3 separate regions of the Mus musculus genome follow, and all the other regions are linked to region 1. Evidence: chromatin loops called from intact Hi-C (ENCODE). Cell type or tissue: heart. All regions are shown on one strand.

Region 1 (2,500 bases):
CATTCCAGCATGCCATCCAAATGGTTTCATGCTTACAGGACCATTATCTGTGAAGGAGTACTGGAAGCATGCATGTGATCAAAACATACTTTCTCTCTCTGCTTTTCAGCTACAGATGACAGAATCTGCACACATAGCAACGGGGATGATCAGAAGCAGCAAACGCAGTCATGTGGGGGTAGGTCATCCAAAAGGGAACGACATCACAGGGAAAAGCTCATCTTTTCCCAGTCTTTGTTATGGTAAAATACATATAATACATATAACACTAGCAGCTCCATCTTCTCTGCTTTTTATTATTTATTATTTATGTATTTGGGCTTTAGACATGGGGGAGGTGGAAGGGGGTTGCACATTCCATAGACGCACAGGAAGGACAGAGGAACAACTCATGAACAGATGGAACTCATGACATCAGACTTGATGGCAGGTTCTTTACCTGATGAGCCATCTCACCAGTCCCTGGCAGAGAGAGGGAGGGAGCGAAGGAGGAAGGGAAGGAGGAAGGGAAGTAGGAGGGGGAAGAGAAGTAGGAGGGGGAAGAGAAGGGGGAAGAGAAGGGGGAAGAAAAGGGGGAAGAGAAGGGGGAGGGGAGGGGGCAGAGAAGGGGGAGGGGAGGGGGAGGGGAAGAGGAGGGAAGAGGGGGGAGGGGGAAGAGATTCTCACTATGTAGTCCTGGCTGGCTAGGAACTCTCTATTTAGACCAGGCTGGCCTCAAACTCACAGAGATCTGCCTTTCTCTACCTTCCAAGTGCTGGTGTTAAAGGCTGTGCCACTACACCCCAGGCTTTGGCTAAATTCCTTGTTTGTTTGTTTGTTTGTTTGTTTTTAATTTTATGTGTATGGTTTTTTTTTTTTGGTTTTTGTTTTGTTTTTTTTTTGCTGCAGTATGTCTGTGCACCACGCATATGCCTGATGTCCACAGAGGCCAGAAAAGGGCATCGGATCCCTTAGAACTGGTATTACAATTGGTAGTGAGCCTTAATGGTGTTTTTAGATTAGTTCGAATAAGAGCAAAGCTTCAAAGTGACACCTCCCAGGCACCAGATGGCGCTGTTCAGCTGCTGGGACGTTCTCTGTCACCTGAGAAGCCTCCTTATGACCTAGCAGATTAAAAACAACAAAACACTTTTGTCCTTGTAAATTGGCCTTAGGGCAATTGGAATCGAGGTGACTGCCTGGCTTGGCTTTCAGTGGCCCTGCAAATCCTGCTTTGGGACCAACAAAGGGTGTGTGTGTTTGCAGAGGACACAGTAATAACAAAGGACAGAGCCAGGGTGACCATTTTCTCAGAATGGAGACTTAGGCCTGCCAACCAAACTAGGAGAAACCGACTGCACAATGAATAACATTGGGAATCAGGGCAGAGCCTAGCCCATTTATTAACATGAATCCCTGACTGGGGTGCAGTTCCTGTTGTAGTGTGAAGGCAGGTCCCTAAGCTCCTAGCCATTCACAAGTAGGGGCCCTCCTCACTGTTCCCAGGCCAGCTTCCAAAGGCCAGGCACATTTGCATGTGTGACGTCACTGCCGGCTTTCGTTTAAGGGCCTCTGTCCTAGTTGTACTGAAATAATCTTTCAATCGCATCCTTCCTTCCCTTCTTACATCCCGGCCCAGCTCTGACCTCCTGGAGGAAGTCCATCTGAGCTGCACAATAGCCCAAGGAGCCCCACCCTCCCATTGGCTAGTAGCCACTGTATCTGTTTAAATGTGTTTATACTCTGGTTTGCTCTGTCCGGAGGTGCCTTTCCACTGTCAGACGTTTGTATGTTTCCTCTGGCTTGCCAGGACCTCCCCTATACCTCCCCAAGCCTTAACTCAAACTCAGGCTTCTTTCGGAAAAGCATTTTTTTACTCCTGTTCTGCCCCCAAATCCCCATCTTATTTCTTGCTCAGCTTTGCCAAACAAATCTCCCTTGAACATTTTGCTTTTCTTCCGTCGGCTCTCCAGTTATCTCGGGCAGTGTACTGCTTTCTCCTGAACCTCGAACCTCACAGCATCATTTGATACCGCGGATGGCATTTCCTTTCTTGAAATGGATGCGTGATTTCTACTTTTACCTCTCCTCGCCCCCACCCCTGCCCCCACACCTGACATTAGACTGACCTCATTTTCCCCCAACCCTTTTGGTCCTTTCTTCTCTGTCTTCAGTCACCTTGAATGACTCTTGTATTTTTCTTGCTTCTGCCTTTGAGAGACTTCAAGGAGCAGTGTCATTTGGGAAGGTTAAATCATCCATTAGGGTTCACCTCTACCTTAATGAATTTCTTGTGCAATTTGATCCTCTCTCAAGATTACCGGGCATACTTATCTAACTGCCCTGCAGAATTTCCCACTGGATAAAATACTTTAACCTCAAGTTCAACATTTCATAGATAGGTAGATAGATAGATGGATAGATAGGTAGGTAGATAAATAGATAGGTAGATAAAGATGGATAGATATGATTACTTTATATATATATGATATATCTAATATATCTGATATATATGATTATA
Region 2 (2,500 bases), 76 kb after region 1:
ATTTCCCAATCCTTGCTCTGCGCCCACTTGAGTGCCAAAGCTGGAGTAAGCCCCCTTCCACCGAATAGGGGTGTTCTTAAAATGGGCACAGTTCAGCAGAGTCAGACCTCAGAGAATGAAGCTACTGTGTGGGCTCAGGATTTCTTTTATGCATTTCTGTAATTAAATTTATTTTTCTAGGATGTGAAGTTACTCCGGATGTAAACATTTCAGGCCAGAAATTTAACATAAAACTCCTAATTCCGGTAGCAGAGGGCATGAATGAGATCTGGCTTCGCTGTGATAACGTAAGTTTTCCAATTAACACATAAACCTTACCTTTCTGACTCCTAAGTGTGTTGGCCCGCTGACCCTACATTCTGTACCTGGGTCCTAGACACCGTGTGCCTTCATCTCTCAGTCTGAAACAGTTTTGCTTTCCACAGGAGAAGCAGTACGCGCACTGGATGGCAGCTTGCAGGTTAGCCTCCAAAGGCAAGACCATGGCAGACAGTTCTTACAACCTGGAAGTTCAGAACATTCTTTCCTTCCTGAAAATGCAGCATCTGAACCCAGACCCCCAGCTGATCCCTGACCAGATCACAACCGACGTCAACCCCGAGTGTCTGGTGTCCCCGCGGTACCTGAAGAAGTATAAGAGCAAACAGGTACTTCATCCTGCCTAACCTGCTGGGTGTCGCTTTGTGCTCCTGCTTTAAACGCTGCTCCTCCTGTTAAATGGAAGCTAGCACCAGCTTGGGTAGAATATAAAACAGGAAATAGGGGAGGCGGAGGTCAGCTTAAACTGGTTGTTAGATCGTCTGTAAAGTTAATAGATAAAGCCAGGTTGTTGCTCAGCACAAGGAAATGATTTTCCCTGTGGAAACAGGCGAAAAGCCCAGTCACACATTCAGGTCCTGCCAGAGGGCCTCGTTCTTGGGTTTGCTGAGGAAGATTTTCCACCTTTAGAAATAAACTGTCATGTGGTAGAGATCCTTTACCCCACGTCACTGTCTTAACCGGAGTCAAACCTAATAGAACCTTACCCAGGGTTACAACGTCTTATCAATTTTAACTTAAAATTCACTGCCTTTGTCCACTCTTTAGAACTCCTGTCCTGGAAATTAATACCATAAAAGGTTTGCTATTTGGGCAAATGGCTCTTTGATGCATCACAAAAGGTCCTTTGCGGGGAATTTGACTTGAGAGCCCCCAGGATTCCCTTCCCTGAACAGCACTCCATAAAAGGAAGGATTCAGATTAGGGGGGGGGGGGCAGGGAATGCTTCTAAAATAAATAAATCATTTTTACTGAGTTTAGTTTTTATCTTTCAGAAATAATTTTAAAACATTAAAGGTCCAAACAGAACATTTCCTTCCTTAGATTTTAAACATAACTTTATTAAATGAGTCTGAAACGGTTTCGCTTTGCACAGAAATGTTCAGAACTTTAATCAGAACTTGTCTGTCTGTGCGGTTCAGAGGCCGCTGCGTCAGAGAAGGGACATTGTTTATCCCCCAGTCATAGGCTGTGGGAGTGTGTGCTGAGGAATGGCGGAAGTGCTGCCCCGGGGAGCCCTGTGGAATGCAGCTGAGTTAGGAAGGAAGGACGCACTGACTCCTCACTCAGGGAAGAACTGTGTTCAAAGAGACGGAGTTTCTAAAAATGAACTCCTGCCTTCAGATGGCCTCTGACCTTGGCAGTTTGATTGTTTCCATAGATGTCGGGCATCCAAGATGATAGCTTTCTGTCTTTGAGTTGTAGACAAAAATGTGACCTGGACTCTTCTGTTTGGTGACAGGAGCAGTGTGTGGCCTGTGGTTACGGCCCCTGCGCTCCTCTCAGGAGTCTCTGAGGCTGGGTCTTCACATTGCTGCCCTGTAGCATGAGATTCCCAGGCACGAAGTTCACTGCAGGTGACCCTTGCCAGGGCACAGGACAGTCAGCATAGCTTACGTAGTCTGTGAATATTCGCTAAACTTCCCAGGGTTAGTTTGAGTAAGAATGAGCTTTTAACTATAAATAAAAGAATTGCACTGTAGTCCCTCACTGAAAAGACATCATGCTTGTGTGGCCTTAGCTCCCAGGGCCCTGGATGGCAACCTTTTGTTTCTCCTTCCAGGAAAAAGGATGCAAAAAGCAGATGGTAATTGAAGGCCTGCTGCCTTTGTGCAAATAGAGGACCAGTGTGGCCAGCAAGCTCACAGGCAGCCCTCAGCTCTCTCTGAGGAGAGTGCGTGTGTCCTGTCATCTGACTAAATCGGAAAAGGCTACATAGGCTTTTGACTAGTAACTGTTATTTCGCTACTAAAATACTTAGCTTTACCCTCACTGTAAGACACGTGAGGGAGAAGGAGGGGTTTGCCCTTTGCATTGTCTTCTGTGAGCTTCTGTCTTTAATCTGAGTGACACTTGCTGCAGTGTGGCGCCTCTGCTGTAGCCACATAGACAGCGATGGCCGCTTGCTGTCCCCATTCTCATCCTTCCTTGCGTTTCATTTTCACCTGAGTGCCCTTTCTTT
Region 3 (2,500 bases), 220 kb after region 1:
ATAAAAATGCACTACCCCAAGCTAAACGAGACAACGAAGCCAAGAAAACTGACGACATTGTCAGTTTTATGGAGCCGATGCACCTGTGTACTTCCAAGGCCAAGCTCGGCATTGCAAAGTGAATTGAATGGAAACTTGCTTTTAATCTGGAACAGTGTGAAAAGAACACCAGCAAAAACACCTGTAACAGAGACACTATGATCTGGTTCTAGAAAAGGTAAGTATGAGCTGGAATATAGCTATCGTGAAGACAATATTAGCTTATAAGGCCATATTATCTTACTCTGTGTACAGTGCATGCTATAGATAACAGGCTAAGCAAGGCTTCTCACTGCCTGACTCCAGTTCTTAGCAACAGCTTTCCCCATTTCCACTTATGAAACGAGAGATTGAATAGTCTTTACCACATTGCTCTCTAGCTTGTGAAATATGCCTAATTCGCATAAAATACAGCAAAAAAGGAGTCAATTTTTTATGAACAAATCGGGACTACACATTGAGCTAATATCTTCTCTATGCTAGTTTAATAAAAACATGTTTTTATTATTATATTTAAACATTTATTTATAAAATAGAGCCTAACTCTATAGGGCAGGAAGTATGTAGCTCAAGCTGTCTTTGACATTGAGCAATCCTCTTGCCACAGTCTCTGGAGTGTTGGATTATAGGTGTAAGCCGCGGTGCACAGCCCTTTGGAAACCAATTTCACCTGTTCCCTTTGTAGGATGTAGGAAGGGAAAAACTAGAAAGCCACTGAATCGTGTGTACGGCCGTGCTCCCCGAGATGAACTCCAACATCCTTTTAAAAGGCTTAGGCAGCCAGAGCACGGCGGACACGTAACCCAGGCTCGGGATTTCCTAGTGTTGAGAAAGGATGGGCTGGCTGGCGTGAGCTCCGGGGCGGGGCGGGCAGGACGGCGCAGGCCCCGGGCAGTGTGGCTCGGGGGATACCCCGACCCCGGAAGGACCGCGTCTTTGCGCCGGACGAGCTGCAGGCCAGGTGTACCGGAGGCGGGTGCGTGAGCGGGGCGCGCAGGAAGGCGGCCGCCCGAGGCTCGCGTGGACAGAGGCGCGCGCCGCTGCACGTCCGCAGGGGAGGCGGGAGCGCGGAGGGCGCAGGGCGGAGCGCGGGGCGGGGCCGGCGCAGGCTACTTCAGCGGGCGCGCGGCCTGCGCCGGGGAGCCAAGCACGGCGGCGCGGGTAGAGGGCGGTGGGCGGCGAGCGGCGATGGGCCGCGCCTGGGGCTTGCTCGTTGGACTCCTGGGCGTCGTGTGGCTGCTGCGCTTGGGCCACGGCGAGGAGCGGCGGCCGGAGACAGCGGCACAGCGCTGCTTCTGCCAGGTGAGGCGCGCGGGCGGCCCAGGGGCTGCGCATCTCCGGGCGCCGGCGATCCTGATGCGCGGCCCGCACCGCGTTCCCGATCGCCCCGGGACGGGGCACCCTTCGATGGGCGTGGGCGCCTGGCCAGCTTGTCACACTGCTTCCTTGCATCCTGCCTTGGCTGCTCCGTGTCCACAGGACCGGGGGTTCTGAATGGACCCGGCACCTGGGCACCTCGTGCGAGCGGTGCCGGGGACGTCCCCAGCCTTTCTGTTCCCGATATGGACTCTTGGGGAGACTAGTTGTTCTTTAGGTCTTGTCGTTGTCAAGAGGTTGAATGACCTTGAGGGGCTCTTTGGGTGGCCTGATCTAACTGCCTGGTGTCTTTGCGGCTGTTGTTGTCCTGTGACTTCTCGGCCTGTGTATGGTGCACCTTGCCCCTGAAGCTTATTCTCGTATACTGACACTTCCTTTGCGGAATCCGAGGTAGGCCCTAGCTCTTCTGTATTCAAGTTTGATTATGAGCTGTGATTATTTACTTCTGTAGGAGATGTGGGTTCCGTGAGCAAAACATTCAAAGAATTTTATTTTCTTAGTGTAGCCTGTAAATTTTGTATGAGGCCGTTTAGGCTAGGCGCATTGAAATAACTGTGAATTTCATTTTGCTGTCTTAAGGAAATGCTAACAGCTTGGAAATACCCAGAAGTATCATATTCAGTCGATGTGCTAGTCTCTTAGTGCTTTCTTGTAAAGCCTGGAAGAACTCTCGAATATTAGCGGTTCCCCAGACTTTCTTCTGTTTAAAAGTGTATTAGATCATTTTATTACTGAGATACTTAATATGTAAATTGTATTGTTAAACAGACGTTCACGACCACACCTGGCGCTGGCCAGCACCCTTTCCCCCTCGACTTGTTCATTACTGTTCTTTACGATGTTTAAAATACAGGTTTGTTTTGTGGGTATGTATATTGTACCTGTGAATGTACGCATTGTAGGGGGTGCTTTTAGTCCACAGCTTGCAGGAACCTCTCCCCAACCACCACATGGGACACCGGGATCCACCTCGGGTCCTCAGGCAAATGACCAAGCATTGGCTTTCTTATAGCCCTATAAGCAGTGGCTCTTCTTATAGCCACCTTTTTGGTGGACTTCGATTTCTGAAATTACATCTATAAAA

Evidence for each region. Peaks named below come from ENCODE experiments on the same cell type or tissue, not always from the same donor. Only the 100,000 strongest peaks of a DNase experiment are listed, where the experiment ranks them.
Region 2: it touches region 1 in a loop (2.9-fold over the local background); 9 of 42 quality-filtered maps call a loop at or near these places.
Region 3: a loop joins it to region 1, with 2.5 times the contacts of the local background. A loop is called at or near these places in 2 of 42 quality-filtered maps.

The regions. Positions count from the first base shown.
Region 1 is chr14:45,538,953-45,541,452 of GRCm38, reverse strand. It overlaps Gm41144 (a long non-coding RNA gene), which reads left to right. Exons shown (of 4, transcript XR_003951187.1): 2 at 1-178. Among named protein-coding and RNA genes, the nearest start is that of Gm41144, 3.2 kb to the left of the region's middle. In heart, a CTCF peak has its summit at 1,041 (motif pointing right); a DNase peak (open chromatin) is centred at 1,572; H3K27ac peaks cover 1,488 bases.
Region 2 is chr14:45,462,871-45,465,370 of GRCm38, reverse strand. Fermt2 (fermitin family member 2) reads left to right here. Exons shown (of 15, transcript NM_146054.3): 11 at 181-287; 12 at 426-647. Among named protein-coding and RNA genes, the nearest start is that of Gm34250, 17 kb to the right of the region's middle. In heart, no CTCF peak of the experiment used is centred here; a DNase peak (open chromatin) is centred at 1,530; H3K4me3 peaks cover 594 bases; H3K27ac peaks cover 2,210 bases.
Region 3 is chr14:45,317,218-45,319,717 of GRCm38, reverse strand. Ero1a (endoplasmic reticulum oxidoreductase 1 alpha) reads left to right here and starts at 1,146. Exons shown (of 16, transcript NM_015774.3): 1 at 1,146-1,341. The coding sequence starts at 1,228. In heart, no CTCF peak of the experiment used is centred here; a DNase peak (open chromatin) is centred at 1,027; H3K4me3 peaks cover 2,186 bases; H3K27ac peaks cover 2,500 bases.